4 separate regions of the Homo sapiens genome follow, and regions 2, 3 and 4 are each linked to region 1. The links are chromatin contacts, found by Hi-C in ENCODE. All regions are on one chromosome and are shown on one strand. The core of a region is the stretch at or near the end of the contact, and the rest is flanking DNA. Distances in the headings are between cores, read along the strand shown. Region 1 holds the start of MPLKIP (M-phase specific PLK1 interacting protein). Region 2 holds the start of TBRG4 (transforming growth factor beta regulator 4). Region 3 holds the start of HERPUD2-AS1 (HERPUD2 antisense RNA 1). Region 4 holds the start of MATCAP2 (microtubule associated tyrosine carboxypeptidase 2).

The links. A loop is a pair of places that touch in the nucleus more often than their neighbours do. Pooled maps may share reads with other maps.
Region 2: a pooled map shows a loop between it and region 1 (7-fold over the local background). The contact joins the promoter of TBRG4 here to the promoter of MPLKIP in region 1. A Hi-C loop is called at or near these places in 4 of 50 pooled maps.
Region 3: a loop to region 1 is called in a map of gastrocnemius medialis, with 8 times the contacts of the local background. The contact joins the promoter of HERPUD2-AS1 here to the promoter of MPLKIP in region 1. A Hi-C loop is called at or near these places in 2 of 168 maps with a recorded cell type or tissue (gastrocnemius medialis and naive thymus-derived CD4-positive, alpha-beta T cell) and 10 of 50 pooled maps.
Region 4: a map of B cell shows a loop between it and region 1 (19-fold over the local background). The contact joins the promoter of MATCAP2 here to the promoter of MPLKIP in region 1. A Hi-C loop is called at or near these places in 2 of 168 maps with a recorded cell type or tissue (B cell and CD8-positive, alpha-beta T cell) and 5 of 50 pooled maps.

The regions. Positions count from the first base shown.
Region 1 is chr7:40,132,466-40,136,466 of GRCh38, forward strand. It overlaps MPLKIP (M-phase specific PLK1 interacting protein), which reads right to left and starts at 2,157. Exons shown (of 2, transcript NM_138701.4): 1 at 1,764-2,157; 2 at 1-794. The coding sequence starts at 2,102. The coding sequence ends at 594. It overlaps SUGCT (succinyl-CoA:glutarate-CoA transferase), which reads left to right and starts at 2,540. Exons shown (of 14, transcript NM_001193313.2): 1 at 2,540-2,655. The coding sequence starts at 2,556. RefSeq lists silencers at 1,883-1,952, 2,413-2,612 and an enhancer at 2,163-2,232.
Region 2 is chr7:45,109,797-45,113,797 of GRCh38, forward strand. TBRG4 (transforming growth factor beta regulator 4) reads right to left here and starts at 1,901. Exons shown (of 11, transcript NM_004749.4): 1 at 1,847-1,901. RefSeq lists enhancers at 1,600-2,309, 1,673-2,428.
Region 3 is chr7:35,693,554-35,697,554 of GRCh38, forward strand. HERPUD2-AS1 (HERPUD2 antisense RNA 1) reads left to right here and starts at 1,653. Exons shown (of 1, transcript NR_136255.1): 1 at 1,653-4,001. HERPUD2 (HERPUD family member 2) reads right to left here and starts at 1,582. Exons shown (of 9, transcript NM_022373.5): 1 at 1,248-1,582; 2 at 631-1,074. The coding sequence starts at 777. RefSeq lists an enhancer at 721-1,608 and a silencer at 1,051-1,460.
Region 4 is chr7:36,365,313-36,369,313 of GRCh38, forward strand. It overlaps MATCAP2 (microtubule associated tyrosine carboxypeptidase 2), which reads right to left and starts at 1,928. Exons shown (of 7, transcript NM_001199706.2): 1 at 1,604-1,928. The coding sequence starts at 1,628. RefSeq lists a silencer at 1,578-1,677.

The sequences.
Region 1 (4,001 bases), core at 907-3,406:
TTAAATGAGTATAAAGTTATGCTTAAATGGGTTTCTGGGGCTTCAAGTTTTAATGCATTTTAACAGAAGCATTAGATAAAATGAGTATGAACAGAACTCTGTTATTCTCATCCTCATTATTTACGAACAAATACAGAGCTGTCTACAGCTCAAAGGATGGTTTACCTATTTCATTTTCAAAAATAATTTGCAAAACATTTACCTATGAACTCTAAGTGACTACAAAGCATTACTGTAGTAAGTCTACTTCTTTATCATACCACAAAACCACAATAGCTAGAAGACAAAATGTTTTATTTTAAAACATTGAAAAAACATTAAAAGACAAATGTCCATTATGTAACCAGGAATGTTAAATATATGGAAACGGTAAATCTCTAAAATGTGGTAGGTACTTCCAGAGCTAAATGTTGCAAGTTATCCTACTTTTTTCTCTAATATCAACAATACCTGATACGATGAAAAATAACAAAAAGACCTTACTAATTATCCAATCAAAGTCATCATCTTTGGGTAAATTTATATCAACACAACTTAAAGTTTTGTCCAAGATGTTCCTGACACATGAAGCTTCCAGTTGAATTTCAGAAATGTTAACAAAAGTATCTTCCTTTTTTGCCTGTGAATGTTTGAGTATTGCTGTATTGTTGGCTTATATCCACTACAGATACTGGTTCTAGGCCAGCCCAAGGATCTTCAAGCATTGAAGGCTTGAAATAATTTTCCAACTCATTAGACATTCTTTTTTCTCTAACACGCCCTGATCCAAATGGTGTAGATGTCCTTGGAGAACCCTTTAGAAAAAAAATCAGTTAAAAAAACACTTAGTAAAGATAATTGGTACTTCTTCCTTTAGCTAAAGGTTAGCGGGAATCACATTGCTGCTTAAAAGTTGTGACTTGAACCTAAATAATGTTCAATTACAAAGTCCATGCTTCCTTTAATCAAGTGTTCCTATTTTTTAAAAAAAGTACTTAAAGCAATTCGTTATTCTCATTTATTTATAATTCCATGACCACTGTCATCTCAAATACTTTTGTGTCTAATGTAGTAACTTTGCAGTAATTAAATACAAGCAGTGATGAAATCAAGTAATTATATTCAATTTTCCCTCGAAATTTTCACTTTTTTCAGGAGAAAACAATACTATAGTTTTAAAGTTTCTAGAACCTTTCTAGCTCATGAACATTTTCTTTACTCCTTAGCTCCAGGCTCAAAAGGGGTAGGGGGTTGGTGTAGAATACAGCAAGTTGGAAAACCACGTAGTTGCAAGTTGTAAACCACAGAAATCCCAGACATGCTAGAGATACTCTCTCTGTCTTTTGTATTTACTCTCACTAAAGGAATGGAAAACTTCCACTACCACCGATTTTCTTTTCAGGGAAGTTGGAGCAGAAGCCAGTGTAGCTCGAAAGAAAGATAAAAAAAAAAAAAAAAAAAAGAAAAAGAACTATTTCTTGAAACAAACTGGCAAGGCCTTTGGCAAACAGGAGGAAATGGAGAATTAGGAAAATCTGTGTACGGGTGGCAGTGTATTGGTTAAAAGCACGAGGGCTCGAAAACAGAACGTACGGCTCTGCCACTCTTTCGGATAATCTTCCGGAAGTCACTCAACTTCTCTAAGCCTCAGTTCGCTCATCTGCAAAATTGGGCTAACAATAGTACCTCAGAGAGGATTAGACAAAATAATCCACGTAAAGGGAATATTAGTACCGTGCCTGCCATAAAGTAAGAGCTCGGCAAACGCTGGCTATTATTATTACCTGGGGGTGGGTCTGCTGCTGCCCTGGGGAGTAGCCGAATTGCTGCTGGGACCCCGCGGGGGACCTGGAGTAGGAGCCAGGGTAGCCGCCAGGGGACGGAGACCCGAACCGGCCCCCCGGGAAGCTGCCGCCGTGTCGCGGAGAGTGACTGCTCCCGTACGGCCTAGACCGGGGCCCGTACGGCGGCGTGTGGTGCGGACTCCCGTACCCGTCTCGAGGGGAGGGCGGCCGTGGTCCGCCCCCGCCCGGGGTTCCCCGGAAGCTGCTTCCGCTACCCCAACCTCCTCCACCCGGACCAGGGTAAGGAGGAGTTGGGGGCCGAAAATTCTGTCGCTGCATATCAGGAGCCAAAGCCGAAAACCTCGCAGCCGCGTTCTCCCACCGGAACTGTATCAACCGGCCCTCCGCAGAGAACTGCTAGTCCTTTACCAAAACAGTCCTCCGACCGCAGCCACCCTACGGCACATCAGTTCCGGCGTCACAAAGGTTCCGCCAGGGGCGGCGGGATTACCTAAATCACTGACTTGGCGAGAGACTCAGTGGATTTAAGTGAAAAGAGGAAGAAAAGGAGACAGGAAAGGACGGACACCCAAGCCCAGCAACAACCTTTCCAGTCTGAGTGCCCTTGGTCTGACCGACAGACTAGAAGCTGGCCCAGCAGGCGACTAGTGCTCAGCCCCGCCCGGCGGGGGCGGGGTCTGCGGCGTCCGTGGGCGCCCCCCAGTGGCGGCGGGTGGCGCCGCACGGAGTTCGCCGCTTGCACCGGGACCGATGCCATCTGAGACGCACGCGATGCTGGCGACGCTGGCGAGGGTGGCAGCTCTGCGCAGAACCTGCCTCTTCTCCGGCCGGGGCGGCGGGAGGGGGCTGTGGACTGGCCGCCCGCAGTCAGGTACCCTCCGAGATTCGGTCTGGGTGGCTAAAGGGATCCCTGCCCCAGCTTGCCTCCTCGGGCGCCCTGAGGAGAGCAATTAGGGTCTGAAGTCTCTGCTGACCCCTTAGCGGTGGCTTTGCTCGCCTCCCTGCAACCCCGTTCCGTGGGCCTGCGGCCGGCCTGCCCCGCTCTGGCCGCCCAGGGTCGCCTCTGTCCCGTGCGTTGTTGTGACCGAGGGCTCCGTGCGCCGTGGGGTCCCGCTCCTGCGCGTCCCGCGGCTCGCGTTTGGGGCCTCTTTACTCCTGTCCTTTCGTCCGCCAAGTTTAAGTAACTTCGAAAATGCACACCAAGCCACATTTCAGAAAGGACTTTAGCCCGCTGCTTTGAATAACTTGACACTTCATGTACAATAAAAGATGCCCTTGTACAGTTACCTGTTGCAGAATTTTATTTAGAGGATGAAATTTAGCTTTACTACAGTGTTATAGAACTTTCTTTACTCCCTCTGAATTTGGGAATGGTAATCCACTATGAATCTTTTTTTTCCTTTTTTCTTTTTTTCTCTTTTTTTTGAGACGGAGTCTCGCTGTCTCGCCCAGGCTGGACTGCAGTGGCGCGATCTCGGCTCACTGCAACCTCCTCCTCCCGTGTTCAGGAGATTTTCCTGCTTCAGCCTTCCGAGTAGCTGGGATTATAGGCATGCGCCACCACGCCCAACTAATTTTTGTATTTTTAGTAGAGACGGGGTTTCGCCATATTGGCCAGGCTGGTCTCGAATTCCTGACCTCAAGTTATCCTCCCGCCTCGGCCTCCCAAAGTGTTGAGATTACAGACGTAATCTCTATGATTATGCGCGCGGCCCACTATGAATCTTGAAATTAGTTGCAGGATGCAGGATTTTTTTTTTTTTTTTTGAGACAGTCTCGCTCTGTCGCCCAGGCTGGAGTGCAGTGGCGCGATCTTGGTTCACCACAACCTCTGCCTCGCGGGTTCAAGCGATTCTCTTGCCTCAGCTTTCTAGAGTAGCCGAGATTACAGGCATGTGCCACATGCCCGGCTAATTTTTTTGTATTTTTAGTAAAGACGGGTTTCACCATGTTGGCCAGGCTGGTCTCAAATTCCTGGGCTCAAGTGATCCGCCTGCCTCTGCCTCCCGAAGTGCTGGGATTTCATGCGTGAGCCACCGCGCCTGGCGTAGGATACAGAATCTTAAAAGAGCTTTAGGACTCATTAAATCATAGCCTAACGGGTAGCCTGGACCTGTGATTTCCATTCACCCTCTTGTAGCTGCTACTCCTCGCTGTCTCTTTGACATGTTCTGTGACATCCCAAGCTGACGAGTGTGGTATCTTCTCAGCTTCTAT
Region 2 (4,001 bases), core at 651-3,150, 5.0 Mb after region 1:
TGAAACCCCATCTTTACTAAAAATATAAAAATTAGCTGGGCATCATGGTGCACGCCTGTAATCCCAGCTACTTGGGAGGCTAAGGCACAAGAATTGCTTGAACCTGAGAGGCGGAGATTGCAGTGAGCTGAGATTGCACCACTGGACTCCAGCCTGGGTGAGAGACTCCATCTCAAAAAAAAAAAAAAAAAAAAATTCACATTCCCAAAGCCTCTGTGGATATATTTTAACACTGTAGACATAGGTGTGAGCCTCTCGAAACCAAGGTAGATTACATCACTAGCCTACTAAAACCCCCCCACCAAATTTCTAACAGCAAAAATTCTGAACCAATAATAAGAAGCACTTCATAACATGGCCCAGAATGATTTTCTCAGTCTTAGCTTTTTCTGCCTCCCAGCAACACAAGGCCCCATTTTAAACAGGCCTTGCACTTCCACTTCACCTTACAGGGCTTGTTATCTGGGTCTCCTCCTCCCCCTATAAGACCCTTTAAAATACATCTCATCCTTCCAAGGCCAAACTCAATGTTGCCATCTCCAGCAATGTGTTACATATAGCCTTGATGTTGCTTTTAACAATTCTATCGGCCAGGCGCAGTGGCTCACGCCTGTAATCCCAGTACTTTGGGAGGCTGAGGCGGGCAGATCACGAGGTCAGGAGATCGAGACCATCCTGGCTAACACGGTGAAACACCGTCTCTACTAAAAATACAAAAAAATTAGCCGGGCGTGGTGGCGGGCACCTGTAGTCCCAGCTACTAGGGAGGGTGAGGCAGAGCTTGAAGTGAGCCGAGATCGCGCCACTGCACTCCAGCCTGGGTGGCAGAGCGAGACTCTGTCACAAAAAAAAAAAAAAAGAAAAAAAATTCTATCAGCTAGTCTAGCTCCCTACGGTGATTACATGATCCAGGGAAGACATGCGACAAGGGCAAGATAAAACGTTCACCTAGGCCTCATTTCTGCCAAAGCAGAATGTACGTTTGATCTTTCTCCACTTCCTGGAACTTGGTATATGGCCAGCACATTTTCTTTTTATATGAGGGGATTAAAGCAGCTGTAAAAAGCTTAGTCTAACTCCACTTAAAGAAAAAAAAAAAGAGAGAGAGATCAGAGAGTCGGAGTATTTGCCCAAACGCAACATCTACCACTTCCTGAGCCTAAGCACAGTGTAGAAATCTTTCCGACTTATTTTTTTGAGACGGAGTCTCGCTCTGTCGCCCAGACTGGAGTGCAATGCTGCGATCTCGAGTCACTGCAACCTCAGCCTCCCGGATTCAAGCGATTCTCCTGCCTCAGCCTCCCAAATAGCTGGGACTACAGGCCCGCGCCACCACACCTGGCTAATTTTTGTATTTTTAGTAGAGACAGGGTTTCACCATGACCTCAAGTGATCCACCCGTCTCGGCCTCCCAAAGTGCTGGGATTACCGGAGTGAGCCACCGCGCCCGGCCGCCTTTCCAATTTTTTAAGAGCCCTAAGAGCAGTTTAGCCGAGTAAACGGAAGCCCAGGAGCCAGACTTGAGTTTAGGCAAACAGCAATCCAAAACTTTAGTTCTAAAATGCAGAGAGAAAACAACTTGCACTAAGTCACGAAAACTGGCTCGCTGGGGTCATGGACGGTCAACAGGGGCGGCGTCTTCCAGGCCTGGCCGCGCGGGCTAGAGAGGAAGCGTGCGCACTGGCAAGCCAGCACGGAACGAGCAGACGGCCAGGCCCACGGCATCCCACCGCGTCCCAGCCTGCTCCCCAGTTCCACCGCATCCCAGGACCTTCCCAGCCACGCCTGTGTTGTGCACTCGAAACCCACGATCAGCCGCCCCTTCTCCCCGTGCCACAAGACCTACGCAGCGAGCACCACCGCTGACCTCCATCCGCCGCCCTAACTGTCCCCGGAACCATGAGGTGCGCGGCGCGCTTCCCTACGTCACTCGGAGCGCCGGCGGAAACGAGACGAGCCTCGCCCCGCACGTCCGGAAGCCACGCCTCCAGCTTCCGGCCACACCTTTCGGCGGGTGACATCTTTGCTGAGGGCTCAAGCGGAGCGATAGGTCATGGGAAACTTAGAAAAGATAAAGAACCTAGGAAGAAAGGCTTCGGTTGCCCCCCGACCAGTACGCCATCCTCATACGGAGTGCGGGAGACGACCCTTTGTTGTCGGTGCTGTCACCCTATCCCTCCCTGCTTGCGTAGGCGTAGGAGAGTTCCTAGGGCGGTGGAAGACTGGGCTGGTGGAGTGGGATAGGCGACGTTGAGGCCTGTGGGGGCTGGGAGGACGAGTGAGTGGAGACTGGGGAACTCCAGAGCGCCCACTTGCAGCTGGATTTTTATGTGCAATTTTCCTGATTTTTAAATAGTGGTGTTTAATTACAAAGTAAAGTGCAGGATAGCCCAAACGAAATGTATCTGAGGTCTATATATGGACTTGATTAATTTTTACTTCCTGCACAGCCTTTTATTTTCTGTGGAGTTAATAATTACTTGGCTACGCACGGTGGCTCACGCCTGTAATCCCAGGCCTCGGTGGGCGGATCACTTGAGTTCAGGAGTTCGAGACCAGCTTGGCCAACATGGCGAAACCCCGTCTCTACTAAAAATACAAAAAAATTAGCCGGGCGTGGTAGGGCGCACCTGTAGTCCCAGCTACTAGGGAGGCTGAGGCATGAGAATCGCTTGAATCCGGGAGGTGGAGGTTGCAGTGAGCAGCGATCTTGCCACTGCACTCAGCCTGGTTGACAGAGCAAGACTCTGTCGCAAAAAACAAAACAAAAAACATAAAAATAAATAATTACGTTTGTTTGTGTTTGTAAACTAAAAATAAAATTGTAAGCCCCCCAAGCACTGAACGGACCTCCTCTTAGCCAAGGAGACCCCAGAGAAACCTTAAAAACTGAGTTCCCAGCCATTCTGGAAAGGGAGGTTGAACACCCCTTGTTAAAGTAGAGATCATAAGACTAACAGACTTTGTGGTAGTAAGATACCAAATTATAAACAAGACCTAAGGCCGTGCAAGGCAAGGGTTAAGTCAAGCTTGCAGACCATCAATCTTGCTGAAGAGGTCTTTTTTGACCCAGTGTATTGTGGCTGATTCTGGCATACTATCTTAAACATTCTTTTCTGCTGACTCCAAATTTTACACAGAGCCTCACTCTTTTAACCAGTTGCAAATTAAAAAATCTCTTGGTCAAGCTGGCTGAGGTGGGAGGATCACTTGAGGCCAAGAGTTCAAGACTAGCCTGGGCAACATAGGGAGACCCTATCTACCCCTACCAAGAGATCTATCTATCTATCTATCAATCAATCATATATCGTGTATATATCTATGTATTTGAGTCCACATATAACTTGTAAACCCCCCACATCAAGACATCCTGTCTTTTGGAGCCAAACCAGTGTATACCTTCCACACATTGATTTATGTCTTTGCCTGTAACCCCTGGCTCCCTGAAATGTATAAAACCAAACTATAATCTGACTGCCTCGGGAACACTTAAGGCTTTTTGGGTTTGTATTTTCCTGGGGCTGTGGTCACTCATTGGCCCTGAATAAACCTCTTTAAGTAATTTACAGAGTTTGATTTTTCTGTTAACAGTTAATTAAGATTCCATGTATTTATCACAAATTCTACTCCAAATCCTTCACAAGTTGTCTGTCAAAAGACAATATTACAACAGATTTATAGATCTGTTAAAAGAAAAGCTTTAGACAAACTAATGGAGTTTTGTTGAGGAAAGAACCTTGAAAACATGCTAAGGGAAAGAAGTTAGACACATGAGGCCACATATTGTATAGTTCCATTTATATTTGCAATGTCCAGAGTAGGTGAATTGATAGAGTCACCTATGTGATGTTGAGGTGGGGAGAATAGGGAGTGACTTCTGATGGGTTTGAGGTTTCTTTTTGAGATGGTAAAAGTGTCCTGGAATTGGATAATAGGGATGGTTGCACAACACTGAGTATACTAAAAGCCACCTGTGACTTAAGAAATATATATGTGGTCTC
Region 3 (4,001 bases), core at 403-2,902, 4.4 Mb before region 1:
TCTTTTTTTTTTTTAAGAAAGGATATATCTCTCACTCGCATATTAGGTTGATGACTTTAAGTCCAAAGAAAGTAGTCCCTTTTCCATGCCTGCCAATTCTTTGAGACAGAGTCTCACTGTGCCACTCAGGCTGGAGGGCAGTGGTGCGATCTTGGCTCACTGCAACCTCCGCCTCCCGGGTTCAAGCGATTCTCCTGCCTCAGCCTCCTGAGTAGCTGGGATTACAAGCATGCGCCACCACGCCCAGCTAATTTTTGTATTTTCAGTAGACATAGGGTTTCACCATGTTGGTAAGGCTGGTCTCGAACTCCTGACCTCGTGATCCGCCCGCCTTGGCCTCCCAAAGTGCTGGGATTACAGGTGTGAGCCACCGCGCCCGGTCTTTGCCTGCCAATTCTTAAGTCCCTTGATATTTCTGCTTCCTCTTACTAATTAACTGAACCTCATCAGGAAAATATTAATGATGGTTCGAACACTCAGGAGACACAACCTCAGAACTCAAAATACCTCGCGGTCTACCAAAAGAGACCTATTTGATTCAAGACTGGAGGGGAGAAGCAGGAAAAAGGAGGGTACACGGCACGAAAAGCTGCTGGTCAGAGCAGCTGCCCCCAGCTTTTACACACTTACTGGTTTGCTAGGGTAAACGTTAGATAGATGCGTTTTTAGTTTCCCCACGGTCCAGTTCAAGAAGCAGCTAATAGTCTGGTCACTGTATTTCTGATTCGGTGCTTTAATGATGAGGGTCACAGGAATCTCCATCCCACTTTGGTCCATGGTGCCCCCAAAGTCAGACAGAGTCCAGAGGAGCGGCAGTTAAGCCCAAAAGAGCCGAGATGGTCACCGCCGGCGCGACTGGGATGAGGACAGAAGTGAGTTCTTAGTATTCCGTGTCCAAGTCAGTTACAAGTGCACTGGAGGATACGAAGCCCATTGCCGGTACCAAGGATGGACTGAGGTGGTGGCGACTGCGACGGTGGGGTCTGGGTGCCCGGCCGTGGAGGCAGCTCTCCCCGCCAGGTCCGGGCTCCGCCGGGCTCCGGACTGTGGAGGCCGTCGTGAGGAGAAAGGAAGCTATACGAAGGAAGGGTGGGAGGGATGAGGGCACAACGGCCGGCCCGGGGTCACTGCCCCGCCCCACCGCGACCCCCAAGCTGGAACGCAACAAGGCCCCTACGCCACGGCCCCGCGGTGCGGATCGGGGAAGCAGCTGGGCCGCTCAGGGCGGTCAGCGGGCACTGGGGTACCTGAGAGAAGGCCGCGGGGCCCGCCACCGCCGCCCTCCGCGCCCAGGCAGGGCCGCCAGCCACACCGTCCGGCCAGGCGTTTTCCGTGGCAGCCGCTCCCTTCCTGCTGCGCGGCGACCGGCACGGCCCAGCCCCGGGTCTCGCGAGGAGGCGCGGGTGAAAGGGAGAGAAGCTGACCGAAGGCGCGGCCCGGCTCTCCGCCTGACCCCTCAGTCTGGACAGCGCAGGGTGGCGGCAAGGCAGGGCTGGGCCGGGGGCGGCCCAGGCGACTACAGGTAGCAGGAGGGCGGGGACGAGAGCCGTTGCGCCACCGCTGGCGCGCCGGTTTTGTTGTTATTGCGAGGATTGTCTGGGGCCCCTTTAAGCCGGAACAGGCAGGGCGGAAGTGCGTCACCGGCGGCACGCCCCTGCACATGGACCTCCCCCGTCCCCGCCATCCCTGCCGATCCTGTTGCTGCCGCCTTCCCGCCGTGCTCGGGCTGCCCGGGACTCTAGCCGCCAGGCTTCGCGTCGCCCAGCGGCAGATCGGGCTCCTGGGAGCCTCTCCCCTGGCCGTTTGCTCGGCCTCGGCCCCAGCTGCCCTGGGGCCTAGCCACTAGCTCCCCTGGCGCTAGCCTACCCTGTCTTGACCGCACCCTGAAGATTTGGGAAGTCTTTCTCCATCCCAAGAGTCGTCTCTGCAAAAGTTGGTGTCCTTCCTGGTGCTGAACCACGCTTCTGCTCAAAATGTGTTGAGCGTCGTCTGTCTGCAAAGCACGGTGCCAGGAGCTTTGGTGGAGAAGGCATGGGGTACATGTGTAAAGAGTACAGGCTTTTGGTTAAACCTGAAGTCCTCCTCTACTTTCTGGGGGACCCTGGCCGTCCTTGCTGAGCCTCCGTTGACTTCTCTAATGGGGACGGTAATGCCTACCTGACCACAAGCTGATGAGTAAATGAGCTATGAGTGCAAAGTGTGGTGCAGTTCTGGCGTGTGCCAGCCTCTCAAGTGTCAGTTTCCGTCTCATTCCTCTTAATCTTCACTAAAATGGACAAGTATTCATTGAGCACCTAATGCGTGTTCAGTATGGTGGGAGATGAGGGATGACAGTATTATTTTTCTATTTTATAGGTTAGACATAGAACAAAAGGTTGAGTCTATTGCCCATAGCCGAACTTTTCTTCATTTTCTACTGTGGTTTAGAAGTCGGTATAGTAAGTTAAGGGTTGTTAGATGTGCATTTTCACAGCTCCCAGCTTCCACTTAGGAGTAGATAACATAGGGGACTTTGCGAGCTGGTCTCTTTCCCTCTTAGCTTCAGAAGGGCTTCGAGGTAGCCACCACTGAATTAGTTGAGAGACAAGGCACCCCTACGGAGGAAATCTCAACTGCACAACCCCTACTGTGCCCCAATTCAGCAGGAAGCAGTTAGAGCGGTGGTCAAACCTCCCCAATAGCACTTGGGTTTTCCTGTTGAGAGGGGGTACTGAGAGACAGGACTAGTTGGATTTCCTAGGCTGGCTAAGAATCCCTAAGCCTAGCTGGGAAATTGACCACGTCCACCTTTAAACACGGGGCTTGCAATTTAGCTCACACCCGACCAATCAGGTAGTAAAGAGAGCTCACTAAAATGCTAATTAGGGAAAAACAGGAGGTAAAGAAGTAGCCAATCATCTATCGCCTGAGAGCACAACAGGAGGGACAATGATCAGGATATAAACCCAGGCATTCAAGCCAGCGGTGGCTACCCTCTTTGGGTCCCCTCCCTTTGTATGGAAGCTCTGTTTTCACTCTATTAAATCTTGCAATTGCACACTTTTCTGGTACGTGTGTGTCACAGCTCAAGCTGAGCTTTCGCTCACCGTCCACCACTGCTGTCTGCCGCTGTCACAGACCCACAGCTGACTTCCATCCCTCTGGATCCAGCGAGGCGCCCATTGCTGCTCCTGATCGGGCTAAAGGCTTGCCCTTGTTCCTGCAGGGCTAAGTGCCCAGGTTCGTCCTAATCTAGCTAAACACTAGTCACTGGGTTCCACGATTCTCTTCCATGACCCACAGCTTCTAATAGAGCTATAACACTCGCCGCTTGGCCCAAGATTCCATTCCTTGGAATCCATGAGGCCAAGAACCCCAGGTCAGAGAACACAAGACTTGCCACCATCTCGGAAGTGGCCCGTCACCATCTTGGAAGCGACCTGCCACCATCTTGGGAACTTGGGGAGCAAGGACCCCCAGTAACATAGTGACCAGGAGGAAATTCTTCCTCTCAACAGCTAATGCAGCAGGATCTCTTACACCGTACCCTCCCTCACCTTGCTCTTGCTCTTCATGGTAGAACACGTACCATATCTTAGCTGTACTCTATCAACTGCGCATCTGAAGTAAAGAGTGAAGTCTTCTTTGTTTCCAGTCATGGAGCAACAACTTGCTATGATACTGGCCTTCTGTAGCTGACTCTTCTTTGTCTACCCAGGCACTCTAATGGAACTTTAATTCTAGCTAAAGTTATTTTCTCAGACTCCTTTGAAGCAAGGGGCAGCCATTTGACACACTTCAAGCCAATGAGTTGAATGTTGAACTTATTGCTGAGGCTTCTAAGAAAGCATATAGATGGAAGGGCTCTGCGAATCAGAGCTCATCTTTGCCCTACACCTGTCTTCCAGGAGGAACGTGAAGAGCTACAGCACTCATAGTTCAGTCATGAAACAACAAACAGGAGAACAATGGCCTGCATTCCAAGGATGGCAGAGCAGAAAACTGTAAAGAGGCTGGGCATT
Region 4 (4,001 bases), core at 678-3,177, 3.8 Mb before region 1:
CTCACCCCTGCCCAATTGTGATTTTTAGTTGTCACAATTATGGGGGCGGGGCAGAGAACAGCATCCCACAAGGAAGAACTATCTTGTCCAAAGTTAACAGTGCTAGGCTGGGCACAGTGGTTCATGCCTATAATCCCAGCACTTTGGGAGGCGGAGGTGTGAGGATCACCTGAGGTCAGGAGTTCCAGACCAGCCTGGCCAACATGGTGAAACCCTGTCTCTATTAAAAATACAAAAATCCGGCGGGCGTGGTAGCATGCGTCTGTAATCCCAGCTACTCGGAGGCTGAGGCAGGAGAATCGCTTGAACCTGGGAGGTGGAGATTGCAGTGAGCAGAGACAGCGCCACTGCACTCCACCCTGGGCGACAGAGCGAGACTCCGTCTCAAAAACAACAACAACAACAAAGTTAATGGTGCGGAGGTTGAGAAACCTTGCTCCATATTTAGGAGGTATGGTACTTTTAAGTAACTTTTGACATTTTAATTGTGTTTTAAGATGAAAGTAGCATCTACATCAAATCACATTTTTAAAAATTCTAATGCCAATTAAAGTTGCCTTTTCGATCTCAGATCCTGGAACTATGTTTCCTGTCAACATAAATGATATACATCGTGGCAACGTCATGATTTGTGACTGCACAAATCTACTCCGTATAACACTGAACGTGAAATAAAACAGTATAAAATTAAAATCATAAATATTTTCACTGGAAAGAGGTTTGGTTTTTCAGTTAGAATGCTCACAGAAAAATAGTCTGGTAGGTACTGCATTGCTCTAAAATGTAAAATTCCGGCTTTATTTTGGCACTAGTTTGAGGAGTATTTCCCTTTACTCCGTTGTTCTTCGTCATAATTCTGAACTGCCAAAACCCTGCTTGCAGAAATGTTTGCGTACAGAATCAAATGCTGGGAAAATGGCCTAGAAAATTACTCTAATATTATGTAAGGTTTTTTTTAATAGCTAACACGCATAGCGATTTACAAATAATAAGAGTCAAGTTCTGTGCTCCCAGAGATTGAACTGAATTTAAAAAAATGCAGGTAAACTTCCAGACTTTCTGACCTGGGGTCTGTTTAAAGACCCATGTTTTACACTTGGTATAATCCGTACTGTAAAATGGCCTATTAATAATATCAACTCAAAACGTTCTCACTGTTTAAGAATAAAAGCATACACACACAAATATACACAGTATAAATAATGAAATATACAGATGTGTTCTTTCGCTTAGCTTATTTTTTCTGAACATTCTAGAAAATTATGAAGCTTAATCACACACCTAGCGTGTTTTGAAATAGGATTTAACAATCTTTGGATTGTACCTTTGTAAGACCAGCAACCGGTCTAATATTACAATCTTTTCCACGAGATTCCACAGCAGGTACTTACTGATAATAAGTGACGAAAGGATAAGGGGCCGATTTCTCTCTTCCCTCCACAGGTTTTTCGCGAGCGCCTCCTGCGCGCCCCGAAGGGGTCGGGGCGCAGGGTGGAGTCCCGAGCGGCGCGCCCAGCCGGTGGCTACCATTACCTGAGCCCCGGGCGGCGGGACCCCGGTCCGCCCCGCACCCCCGCCGCGGCCAGCCCTTCCCGGCACTCACCCGTCACGCGAATGGACTCCAGCATCGTCGCCCCGAGGCCCGGGGCGGCGGGCTCCGCGGGCTCAGGGGAAAGGGCCGCGCAGGGGCGGGCGGCCTCTAGCCTCTGACCCGGGCCTCGGTGGCGGGGGCGCGGCGGGAGGCGGCTCTCCGCTACCTGGAGCAGGATAAGGAGGGTAAGGGCGGACGAAGACGTACCGACACTGACTGTGAGCAGCGCTTCCACCAGCCCGTAGCTACTGGAAGGTACACACGGCGGCCTTACGGTGCCCAGCAGCGCTTAGAACCTGCCACCGTGACGTAGCCGCTCCGCCGGTTGCTAGGAAACTGCCCCCGGGGTCCGCGCGCGCTGCGCTTCACGGAGCCTGCGCGCCGCTGGGGGCGCTCGTGCGACGAAGGCCCGCGGGCGGCGAGAGAGAGTGGGAGGAACTACAACTCCCGGCGTGCACAGCGCGGGCCAGTGCCTCCGGGGCTTGTGGCTGTGCCCGCGAGCGCGCTGGGGTCTCCAGCCAGTGGGTAACGCATATTGACTGATCTTTCAGAGACGTTTGTACCCGTTCAAAGGTGACTTAACTCCATGGTGCGCTGTGACACTCGGCCCTAGCTGCAAATAGCAAAGCCAGTCTACCCGTCCTTCCCCTTACGAGGTGCGGGGAAGCTAAAACACGTTTAGGATGAGCTAGTAAGAGTGGAAAGTGCAGGAGGCTCAATGACCACTTGACGGTACCTCAGCATACTATCCTTAATGCTGAAATTCACATTTTAGCTTGTGATTGTGCAATTGATAGGGGCTGAATGTTATTTTCAGTTTATTATTCATTTTCACATTAGCAAGTATGAAAATTTAATCTTTTACAATAACCATGGGAGGCGGGCCACGGTGGCTCATGCCTGTAATCCTCGCACTTTGGGAGACCAAGGCGGGTGGATCGCTTGAGGCCAGGAGTTGGAGACCAGCCTGGGCCACATGGCGAAAACCCATCTCTACTAAAAACACAAAAAGTGAACAAATCGTGGTGGCACACTTCTGTAGTCCCAGCTACTCGGGAGGCCGAGGTGGGAGGATTGCTTGAGTCCGAGAGGTGAGAATGTAGTGAGCCATGATCGCGCCACTGCACTCCAGCCTGGGTGACAAAGTGAGACTAAAAAAAAAAAAAAAGTACGGTGGGAATGGGAAATGTAGACTAAACCATTCAACAAACATTTTTTGAGACCCTAACGTGTGCAAGGTTCTGAGGCAGGCTTTGAGGATATCAAGGGAAATGAAATAAGCCTAGCGGAGCTTACAGTTTAGGAGGAGCTGAGATAGTGCTGGCAACTGTCAGTCTTCAGACAGTTAAATTTTCTCTTCATCCTCAAGGCTAAGACATGGAAATAATTGGGGTGTGTTTTCAAACTCAGGAACAAAAGAAAGTTGAATATCAGGACCGTCACACCCTGAGAATGACAGGCAACTTGTGAGAAATTGTGTCTTTTTCATCACTTAGGAGAGAACAATGGAAATGTAACTATATCACAAAAACTGGATAACCTCACTTCATATTCTGTCTTCAAATCCTGTGACTACTGTTTTCGAAATACATCCAGAATCTAGCCACTTGCTACCACTCTGGTTCAAGCCACCACCACCTCTTGTCTGGATTATGGCAGTCTTCTAGACAGTCTCTGTATTCCCACCCTACCCTCTTTCACACTGTTCTCAAAACTCATTGGCCAGAGTGAACCTGTGAAAAAATCAGATCATGTCACTCTGTTCAAAATCTTCAGTGGCTTCCTTTCCTGTGAAGTCCTTTATGACCTAGCCTCCTGTCACCTCTTTGATCTCATCCCCAACTACTTCCTCCCCGATGGATACACTGGCCTCTTTGATATTCCTCAATTCCAGGCACTATTTCACCTCAAGGCCTTTGCAACTTGGAATCCTCCCTGCGTGGAATGTTCTTCCCTCAGATATCCGCAGGACTAGCTCCCTTACTTCCTCAGGACTTAATCCAAATGTCACCTCTTCGTGAGCCCTTCCCTGGCCACTCTATTTAAAATTCTACTCCTTCATATTTCCTATAGCCCTTCTCTGCTTTATTTTTTTTACTTAGCACTTAACATTATCTAATTTATTATATATTTTATTGATTTATCATGACTGTTGTCTGTCTCCATCCCTAGAATAAAATTTCCACAAGTGCAGTGATTTTTGTTTGTTCACTGCTATATTCCCACACCAAGAAGAGTGGCTGGCATGTAGTAGGTCCTTAATAAATATTTGTGAATTAATGAATAAGTAGACAACAGAAAGTGTGTGCATTTTCAATGATAACTAAAATAATATAGAATTATATCAAATGGACCAATAGACGAAGAACAAATCTGCTTTGAGTTAAAACACTTGCTATAGTAATGAGCA